Regions from separate parts of the Homo sapiens genome. Here region 2 is linked to region 1. The links are chromatin loops, found by intact Hi-C in ENCODE. Cell type or tissue: B cell. All regions are shown on one strand. Links, peaks and the distances in the headings refer to the core of each region. The heading gives the core; the rest is flanking DNA. Region 1 has its middle 36 kb from the start of TNPO3. Region 2 overlaps SMO (smoothened, frizzled class receptor).

The links. Hi-C counts contacts between places; a loop is a spot of excess contacts. Peaks named below come from ENCODE experiments on the same cell type or tissue, not always from the same donor. Only the 100,000 strongest peaks of a DNase experiment are listed, where the experiment ranks them.
Region 2: a loop joins it to region 1, with 16 times the contacts of the local background. A loop is called at or near these places in 9 of 110 quality-filtered maps.

The regions. Positions count from the first base shown.
Region 1 is chr7:129,088,801-129,094,170 of GRCh38, reverse strand. It overlaps the pseudogene LOC112267982. Among named protein-coding and RNA genes, the nearest start is that of TNPO3, 36 kb to the right of the region's middle. RefSeq lists an enhancer at 4,164-4,313. In B cell, for the core only: CTCF peaks have their summits at 2,278 and 2,481 (motif pointing right); DNase peaks (open chromatin) are centred at 2,490 and 4,180; H3K27ac peaks cover 522 bases.
Region 2 is chr7:129,207,676-129,213,045 of GRCh38, reverse strand. It overlaps SMO (smoothened, frizzled class receptor), which reads right to left. Exons shown (of 12, transcript NM_005631.5): 7 at 4,195-4,287; 8 at 3,649-3,757; 9 at 2,498-2,683; 10 at 1,933-2,081; 11 at 1,276-1,410; 12 at 1-1,022. The coding sequence ends at 595. Among named protein-coding and RNA genes, the nearest start is that of AHCYL2, 15 kb to the left of the region's middle. In B cell, for the core only: CTCF peaks have their summits at 2,167 and 2,369 (motif pointing right); a DNase peak (open chromatin) is centred at 2,375.

The DNA.
Region 1 (5,370 bases), core at 247-5,246:
AGGTGTGCTTTGGCAGACATCTCCCCAAACCTCCCCGTAAAACCCCAGCCTCTGGTAACCACCATTCTGCTCTCTGATTCAATGAGGTCAACTTGTTTAGATTCCACATATGAGTGAGATTATGAGGTATTTGTTTTTCTGTGTCTGGCTTATTTCAATTACCATAATGTCCTCCAGGTTCATCCACATGATTGAAAATGACAAGATTTTCTTTTCTTATGGCTGAATAATACTCCATTGTGTATATACACCACATTTTCTTTACCCATTCATTTGATTATGGACATTTTTAGGTTGATTTTTAATCTTGGCTATCATCAATAGTGCTGCAATAAACATGGAAGTTCAATAAATAAATAGGATTCATAATGCCTGTTGTTTTCTTATATCCATATATATAAATCATGTTTCTAGGTATATAAATGTCCCATTAATCCCTTTGATCACTCTAGAAAATGCTGTTTTTTCTTGAATACAAGAATGTTCAAAGAAGCACTCTTATAATAGCCCTAAACTATAAATATCCAAAATGTCTACCATGAATAAAATGGATACATTGTGGTATATTTCTACAATGGCATACTAGCACAATAGGAAAGAATGGTGTGCAACAACATAGATTAATTCACAGTGCTCAGCAAAAGGCATATATGTGAGTACATATTGTGTGATTCCTTCTATATGAAATTCAAAAGCAGATAAAATTAATCTATGATGTTAAAAATCATAATAGGAGTTACAGTGGGGGTGATTTGTGACTGGGAGGAACATGAAGGGGGGCATTAGGGAATGCTGGTAATGTTCTCTTTTTTGATCTGGAGGCTTAGTTACACAGGTGTACTCTGTGAAAATTATTTGAATGGTACATTTATGATTTGTGCATTTTTCAATTTTTGTTATAATTTGATTAATTTTTTTTTTTAGATGGAGTCTTGCTCTGTCACCCAGTCTGGAGTGCAGTGGTGCAATCTCTACCTGGTGCAACCTCTGCCTCCCGGATTTAAGCGATTTTCCTGCCTCAGCCTCTTGAGTAGCTGGGACTACAGGTGCACGCCACCATGCCCGGCTAATTTTTGTGTTTTTGGTAGAGATGGGGTTTCACCATGTTGGCCGGGCTGGTCTGGGACTCCTGATCTCAAGTGATCCACTCGCCTCAGCCTCCCAAAGTGCTGGGATTACAGGCCTGAACCACCACGGCCAGCCCATAATTTGATTATTATTTTTTTAAGTTAATTAACTAGCTGGGTGTGGTGGTACATGCCTGTAATCCCAGCTATTCGGGAGGCTGAGGCAAGAGAATCGCTTGAACCCTGGAGGCAGCGTTTGCAGTGAGCCAAGATCAGCACCACTGCACTCCCACCTGGGTGACAGAGTGAGACTCCATCTCAAAAAAATAGGCCTGGCGCGGTGGCTCATGCCTGTAATCCCAGCACTTTGGGAGGCTGAGGCTGGTGGATCACAAGGTCAGGAGATCGAGACTATCCTGGCTAACATGGTGAAACCCCGTCTCTACTAAAAACACAAAAAATTAGCCGGGCGTGGTGGCACTCCCCTGTAGTCTCAGCTACTCGAGAGGCTGAGGCAGGAGAATCGCTTGAACCCGGAAGGTGGAGGTTGTAGTGAGCCAAGATCGAGCCACTGCACTCCAGCCTGGGCGACAGAGGGAGACTCCATCTCAAAATTAAATTAAATTAAAAGTTAATTAACTAGCCAGACTAGTTACACTACTGTACACTAGGTACACTAGTGTGTACCTGTAATCCTAGCTACTTGGGAGGCCGAGGTGGGAGGACTGCTTGAGCCCAGGAGTTCAAGTCCAGCCTGGGCAACACACTGAGACCCCTGTCTCTTAAAAAAAAAAAAACAGTTGATGAAACAAAAATAATTGTTTAGCGGCCTTGTGCCGCTTTGGTCATATGTTTTGCTCTCTCTTCTTGTGACCAAGCCCTGGCAAGTTTAAGACTCTATTTGTGACCACAAAGCTAAGGGGTCCTTACAGGGGTGAAGGTTATGATCTCAGCTCCAAGATAACTGGTCCTGGAACCTAAACCAAGGGTGTGGGCAGGCCTACCCTTTTGCAAAATACTAGAAAGGCATTTGTAATTTTTTTTCAGTTTTTTTTTGTTGTTGTTGTTTGTTTGTTGTTTTTTCCATTTTTTTCTTCTCATTCTGGAAGAGGAAGAGAAGTGAGAAAAGGCAGTGAGAGTGGCTTACATAAGATGAAGTTTGTGAAAACACCTTGTAAACTGCAGGTTTTCTCATTACAAAGCAGTTTTTAATAGTGGGCAACGATAAGTGGGAGAACTGGGTTTGGGAAGCAGAAAGGGTGAGGAAAAAGAGAAAAAGTCATAATGAAGAGCGTCCCTCTGGTGATACCTTTTTTCCCTCCTTGCACCTGCCTTGGATCCAAGAAGAGCTTCCGGTCTTTGTTACAGTCAGCCCCTGGCGTCTGTTCCCCTAGCCAGGCGGAGTCCCGCTTTCTACCGCAAGAGGGCGATATGGCCACACTGAGCTGGGACCCAATTGCAGAATTGAGAGGAGTCGCTGTGGCCTGGGTTTAATCTGGCTTTGAGGGCTAGACCCCCGACTGGCCAAACCCTCCTCTGTCCCCTCCTGCCCCAAGCCAAGCTATGGAGAAACTGTGGAGCAGAAGAGCAGGGAGGCATTTCGCAAGTTGCATTTCATCTCTGGCGCATTGAAATTTAGGGCATGGGGTTGGGAAATTTGAGGGTGTTTTTTTTTCTTCCTGTGGTCTCATGGAGAATAAAATGTGCATTGCCTCTGCAAAGAGCTTGAAGACCAGGGCCAGGAATCAAAGTCCTTCTGGACCAGGGTCACGGGGGCTTTCAAAAGTGGAATGCTGGCCGGGCACGGTGGCTCACATCCGTAATCTCAGCACTTTGGGAGGTCGAGGCAGGCCGATTACTTGAGGTCAGGAGTTCAAGACCAGCCTGGCCAACATGGGGAAACCCTGTCTCTACTAAAAATACAAAAATTGGCCAGGCGTGGTGGTGGGTGCCCGTAATCCCAGTTACTCGGGAGGCTGAGGCAGGAGAATCGCTTGAACCTGGGAGGTGGAGGTTGCAGTGAGCAAAGATCCCACCACTGCACTCCAGCCTGGGCGACAGAGCGAGACTCCTTCTCAAAAAAAAGAAAAGAAAAGAAAAGAAAAGAAAAAAGAAATAAAGTAGAATATTGACACAATAGGCTTTTTAAAAAAACAAAATTTTCCCCACTGTTGAATGGTTTTCTCCTTCACTTTTCCTTTCCCAATGCTGCAGCCCACTTCTCTTCAACAACCTCACCTGAATCACACACATCAGAGCCAGAAGGGACCTAAAAGACCATTTGCTCCTGTGCTGCTCAAATTGTGCCCAATTGTCACTAGCACCAGAATCAGCTGTGCTTGTTAAAATGCAGATTCCAGGACCCTGACTCAGACGCCACTGGGTGGGTCAGAAACCTACATTTTAAATGGGCACGCACCCTCCTCCAGTATATACATGTGGTTATCCATGCGCACTAAATTTTGAGAAGTTCTTTAGTTCAGCTCTTTCCATTTACAAGGGAGGAACAAATCTCAGAGGTCAAGTGTCATGCCCAAGGTTATCCGGCAGAGTGGCAGCATCACTAGGACTGAAATCAAGACCCTGTACCCTGACCTCACATCAGGGTAAGTTTTTACTCCACGTTTCTGAGAGCCCTAGAGTTTTGAAGAGGTGCTTCAGAGGTTCTGCAAATATTTAATTGCAAAGTGACCTGTTTAAAAGAAAACAGAAATTTGGCATTTGCAACTTCTTATTATGTGAATCAGGATTTTAAAAAACCTTGTGGTTGCAAGGATCAGCCATCATGTTCATTTAATGTTATTGAGATCACTGCAAAAGTCCTACCTTTATTACTGGCTGACTTAGATAAAATAAACGGTTGAAATGCCACTTTTATTTATCTATTGGAATTCTTTTTAAAGTTTCATACGACAAAGCAATTCTACTGCTCTATATAAAATGTATTGGGCAATCACTAACTCTGCGAGCACAGTGTTAAGCACTGTGGAAATAAACAAAAACCACCCAAGTGAGAAGAAACAGAAGCTGTTTATTCAGCGCTTGCTTTAGCCAGGGTCTCAGCCACCATCACTCGCATTTGTCAGAGACTCAGGCAGGCAGGGCTGTGCAAAGCTTTATAGTGAAAAAAAGGGAAGTCTTCAGCTATGCCTTGATTGGAGCTTGTTGGCATGGGAAAGCTAGAGGTAGGCTGACTAGAAATTGAGCATCCAGTGTGATTGGATTGGGGACCATATTTGGCTTTCTGTGCTTGGTCCTGAGTTGGAAGTGGGGGCAGAAGTTAGGGCAGCTGCACTTACTGACTTGGTCAAGTTCTGACTGTTCTGGGATGATTGCTGCAGAGGCTGTGGTTTGGCTTCCTGGATGGGTTGCTGCAGAGGTTGTGGCCCAGAGTTCTATTGTCATATATGATCTGGCCATTGTCTGTTTGTATTTTCATTCTCTCAGCCTTATCTGCATTACTTCATCTAAGCCCTTTCACAACCCCATGAGATTGATAATATTATTATTTCAGCTTTGTGAATGAGAAATGGAATTGCAGAGAAGTTAGGTAACTTGGCCAAAGTCAGACAGTTATGAAGAGGTAAAGATAAAACTTGAACCTAGGCAGACTGACCTCAGAGCCCTGGGTTTCTGTCTCAGCTTTACAGGGAAAAAAAAATTATAGAAACTGACAAACTGTCTAAAAATTCCCATGAAAATGCAAAGGATCTAGATTAGCCAAAACATCTTTGAAAGAGAATAACAAAGTTGGAGGGCTAACACCACCTGATTTCAAGGCTTCATAAAAAATAATAGTCATCAAGATGAGGTGCTATTAACATCATGATAGACAGCTCAAATAGAACAGATCAAATGGAACAGAATAGAAAGTTCAGACACACATACACACACATATACAATTGATTTTTAAAAAGACCCAAAGGCAATGAGAAAGGATAATTTCTAATGAATAGTTTCAGTGAGTTGGGCTAGAACAGTTGGATAGCTATATGCAAAAAAAGAAAAAAAGAACTTCAATTCATACCTTATACCACGTATAAAAATTAAGTCAAAATCGATTATGCACCTAAGTGTAAAATCTAAAACTATAAAACTTCTAGAAAACATAGAAGTAAAATCTTTGTGACCTTTAATTAGATAATATGTCTTAGATATTACACTAAAAGCACAGTCAATAGGAAATAAATTTGATAAATTGGACTTCATCAAAATTAAAAACTTCTTTTCCTGAAAAGATGCCATGAGAAGAATGAAAAGACCAGCCACTGACTGGGAGAAAATATTTGCAAAGCCCATATCT
Region 2 (5,370 bases), core at 119-5,118, 120 kb before region 1:
ATGGGTTTGGGGTAGTGCCACCTATTAAGAGAGGACATGGCCCCTGTGGGAGCAGGTCCTTCCAGCCCCACAAACACCTGGGAGAGGAATACGGTGCCCTGGCCCTACTTAGACAAAGGACTAATGACACAGTCAACACTTTTGGACTGAGACTGCCAGGAAAGGGCACCCATCAGCCCAGAAAACGGCAGCCAGCCCTCATCTGCCAGACATAGGCTAGGCTGCCTCCCTGGCCACCAAAGCCCACTCTGGGAACTGTCACCTCTGCCTCCACCGTTCCTGCCCCACCACAAGCTCTGCATACCCCCTGCCCCGATGGAGCAGATGCTGCCAACCAGGCTGCAGCTGGCAGGGCAGAAACAAGGACCCTGAGCTCCAGGGCCCTGTCCCTGGGGTGAGGCCTCCCCATGGAGATGTTAGGCTCTTTCCCACAGTCCTGCTGCTTTGAGCCAGACATCCAGAACTCTCTTCGGAGGGCAGTCAGCCCACAGGTTCTCTGGAAGACGGGATCCTAGGGAAGCATGCTCGGTGAGGAAGAAGAGCCTTGAAGGTATTGGTTCCTCTCTTTCCTGTCCCAGGTCCTGCTCTGCAGGCTCAGAAGTCCGAGTCTGCATCCATGAGTTCTGTGTCCATCAGGTTGGTGCGGGAGTGAATAGGCCCCAGGCCCTGTCGGCGGCCATGAGCCCATGCCACGGGGGCCGGTGCACTGGGCAGAAATGGATCCTGAGGGGGACTGGGCTCTGGGCAGAATGGGTTGGAGACCAGGGTCCACGCTCCCTGTCGGCAAGAGTCCCCAGCTCCCCAGGCACCTGCAGCCACCAGGCATTTCTGCCGGGGCAGCTGAGGCAGTCGAGGAATGGTACTGGGGGCAGGGGCAGGGGGGTGAAGCTCAGGGGGCGGCGCCAGCGGGCACACCTCCTTCTTCCTCTTCCTCCTCTTCTTCTTCCGGCCCAGGCGCTTCTGCAGCTCTGGGGAGATCTCTGCCTCAACCAGCCACAGGTTGGCTTGTTCCTCTGGGGGCACTGACAGGAGGAGAGACAACACGAGCCTGGGGCCCTGGCTCTGTCCATGCCACCCCCGCTCCCCTGGGAGCACTTAACCTGTTAGTTCTGGGGCCCAGGTCTCTAGACTCTTAGAGCCTCAGCCCCACTCTTCAGATCCTCTGGGGCCTTTCCTTCCTCTTCCTCCTCCTCCGACAGCCCCTGTACTCCAGTCCCAGAAGCCCCCAGCCTCTGTGCTCCCCCCACCTTCCTCCAGAAGCTTGAACTCTCATACCTGGAGTTGCCACAGGGGTGACAGAAATATCCTGGGGCAGTATGGCTCCTCTCCGAGCCACCATCTTGGTGACATGCTGGGCCCAGGCAGAGGAGACATCAGCTGAGGGCTCATTGAGGTCAAAGGCCAAGCCCGCTGTGGGAATGGAAGGAAGGAAAGGAGAAGGAATAGTGACTTCCCGGTCCCTGGCAGTGCCTCCCATAGTCAGTGCCATTCATCTTCCCACAGCCAGTCCCTCCTGCTCACCAGAGAAAGCTCACCCTGTAACCACGGTGATCTCTACCCCTTCAGAATCTGAAGAGAAGGGCCTCACGTCCCCAAAGGGCCTAACTGGAGGCCAGAAATCCAGTTCTTGGAACCCTGACTTACTCTTGCCCAGGGAGAGCAACTGGAGAATTTATGAGAAGGGAGAGGGAGGGGAGTCTTCTTGGAACCCAAGCACCGGCAAGCAGACCCAGGGGCAGAAACAGAGAGGGGAGAGCCCCCCAGAGGGTAGGAGGGGCCGGGGGAAGAATGGGTGTGTGAGCGATGGAGGGAGCGCCTTGCTCCTCACAGTCGGTCTTCCAAATAATCTGTGTGCCCCCAGCAGGCTGGGAGAGACTAGCACATGGGCAGCGCGGGGCCAGGCGGCTCCGGTAGAGGAGGGGTGAGGCTCACCCACGGGCCCGTCGTGGGACACAGTGTGCATGCTGAAGGACAGCTCCTGGCCTGGGTTCTGCAGGAGCTCGTGCCGCTTAGAGAAGGCCTTGGCAATCATCTTGCTCTTCTTGATCCGCTTTGGCTCATCGTCACTCTGCCCAGTCAACCTGAGAGCAGAAGGGATAGGGAAGGAGCGTGAAGAAGCTGCCACTTCCCATCAAATCTTGGGAAGGGCCAGCGATGCCATTCTTTCCAGAGAAGGAGGCTCCCAAGGGCCTCAAGTCCTTCAAGGACTCAGGAGTAGAGGCCTTCTCTGCAAAGAAGTGGGGCCAGAATGCAGAGCTCCTGTGTGCCCAGCCCTCCAATCACTCCGCTCTTAAAAGGTGATGGCAGCTGGCTCTGCCCTTGGCCCAGGCCCAGGCCCAGGCATCAGGCCACCCAAGGACAGAAGGTGCCACCAGGGGGCAGCGGTGAACCACTGACCAAGGCTGTGCTAGAGGCAGGACCCGACAAAACCTAAAGATGGGGTCCCAAGGCTGAGGGTGAGGCGGGCAGGGCAGGAGGGGCTGGCTGCCATGCCCACCTGCACCAGGTACGCCTCCAGATGAGCAGCGTGGCCTTGGTCCAGACCCAGGTGCTCATGGCGATGCCAGTTCCAAACATGGCAAACAGGTTGATCTTCTCCACCAGAAGGCTCGGGCGATTCTTGATCTCACAGTCAGGGATGGGCTGCTTGGTGGGCAGCCCGATGGTCACATTGGCCTGACATCTACAGTGAGGGAACGTAGACAGGTGAGGCTTTCCTTTCTTTTCCTCTCTCTTTTTTTGAGATAGGATCTTGCTCTGTCACCCAGGCTAGAGTGCGGTGGCGTGATCACAACCCACTGCAGCTTCCAACTCCTGGGCTCAGGCAATCTCCTGCTTCAGCCTCCCAAGTAGCTGGGACTACAGGTGGGGTTTTCTGAGTCTACTGGGTAGACTCAGACAATCAATCCAAAAACTTTAGAAAGGGCTAAGCTCCACAGCACTGATCTCAACCCTGGGTGCTCATTAGAATCAACTGGGGAGCTTTTAATAGCTACTGATGCCTGGGACCCACCCTAGACAATTAAATTGAATCTCTGGGGCAGAGACTCAGGCATCACTGTGGTTTAAAGCATCCCAGACTGGAAGCCGGAACCTTTACGGAAGAGCCTGAAGCAGTCAGGGCTTGGACTAGCATCCATTTTAGCGACTGTCCTTGTAACAGTGGGTACTGCGCTTCTCTCAGCAGTAGCAATGTCTTACTCTCTCCAATCCATCCTCATTATGACACAAAAAAGCACAGGCAAAAACTAGCCAACATTAGCAGGTCATTAACCTATCACAGAGAGGTAACTAGTCCTGTGCCAGGATCTAAAGCAGGCTCTGCAGGAGAGCACACAGAATTAGAGGGCAACTTAGTGTCAGTCAGAGAAGACGAAGCTGAACTGGCTGCTTAACAGTCACACATGCACCAGCTGGGCAACCAAGGGGGTGGAGAGGGAAGGGCAGAGGTGAGAAGGGATGCGAAGGTTGTTTGCCACGTTTGAGAAACTACGGAGACTGATGCCTTATGCACCCAGACACCATCCATTGAATCTGCTGTCTGCAGCAGGGACCTGGCAAATCCCTGCTGCCCGGTGGGTGGAGGTGGGTGTCTTTATGGCCTTGGCTCCAGCTCCCAGCACTGCCGCCTCCATGCCCCTCACTCACAGCACATAGTCCCGGAAGCTGCGCTCCCACTCAGCCTGGTTGAAGAAGTCGTAGAAGTGGCAGCTGAAGGTAATGAGCACAAAGCCAAAGGCCAGGAAGCCAAAAATGCCTGTGGAGGACAGGGGCAGGACAGGACGTTACCAAGCCCAGTCCCGCAGCAGCAGTGGGGAGGAGAGAGTCTGCCCCACTGGGCCTCAAAGTTCACCCAGCTGGGGCTGGGGTGAACTCATGCTGGGCTCAGTCCAAGAACTGCTTTCTCTAAAATAAAATAAGAAGGGCACTTGAAGCAACTGTGGGAGGGACCACGTGGGACGTAGTGGGCAGGAGGAACCAGTCCCGGCATGAACTTGACTGAATTCTTCCCCCCGAGTAGACCCCCTTCTTTTGAGCTGCCACTACCACTACCACCTACACACACCCCTTGTCCTTGTCCCTATGGCTAACTTGTCCCACTGACTTACTGCATCCTGCCGGTCGCATAGCCCCAGGAGGGTGCAGTGTTGGGCTGGCCAGGACCTCAGACCGAAGTCCCCCGGGGCCACTCACCCAGGCGCAGCATGGTCTCGTTGATCTTGCTGGCAGCCTTCTCACTCAGCAGCCCGGGGTGGTTGCTCTTGATGGAGAACAGAGTCATGACTCCTGAACAGAAGGGGGACCTCAGACATTAGCAGGGGTGAGGCTGCCCTGCTGGGAAGGATGGGTGAGTGGGAGGAGGGTCCTAAGGCTCTGGAGTCCCAAGTCTGATTACCCCTGTGCTAAATGAAAACCTGGGGAGCTAGAGACACTGGAGAAATGGTGAGAAGACCAGGGCAGAGCCTAGACAGACACTTGAGAAGAGGGAGCCTCGGTCGTGGCCCAGCTGCCCCTGAAGAAGGGGGCAGATCAAAGCTGTTCTGATGGGAAAGACATAAAACAGACTCAAGAACAGCGCTATCCATATAATTTTTTTTTTGAGATGGAACCCTGTCGCCCAGGCTGGAGTGCAATGGCGTGATCTCGGCTCATTGTAAACTCCGCCTCCCAGGTTCAAGCAATTCTCCTGCCTCAGCCTCCCAAGCAGCTGGGATCACAGGCACCTACCATCACGCCGGCTAATTTTTGTATTTTTGTAAAGATGGGGTTTCACCATGTTGGCCAGGATGGTCTTGAACTCCTGAACTCAGGTGATCTGCCCACCTCGGCCTCCCAAAGTGCTGGGATTACAGGTGTGAGCCACCATGCCGGCCTTCCCATAGAAATATGTGAGCCACATACATATGGCAAATTTCTAGTGGCCACTTAAAAAAAGTTAAAAGAAACAAGCAAAACTAATATCAATATATTTTACAAACCTAATATATTCAAAATAAAATCATTTCAACATGTAATCCATGTAACAAATTATTAATGAGATATTTTACATTTTTTTCCCACTAAGTTTTTTTTTTAATACAGTGTGTATTTCACATTTTACAACACATCTCAATTTGGACTTGTTTCTTTTTGTTGTTGTCTTGTTTTCTTTGGAGACAGGGTCTCACTCTGTCACTCAGGCTGGAGTGCAGTGGCAAGATCATGGCTCACTGCAGCCTCAACCTCCTGGGCTCAAGCAAGCCTCCCACCTCAGCCTCTCACATAGCTAGGACCACAGGCATGTGCCACCCTGCCCAGGCAACTTTTGTATTTTTTGTAGAGATGGGGTTTCACTATGTTGTTCAGGCTGGTCTCGAACTCTGAGCTCAA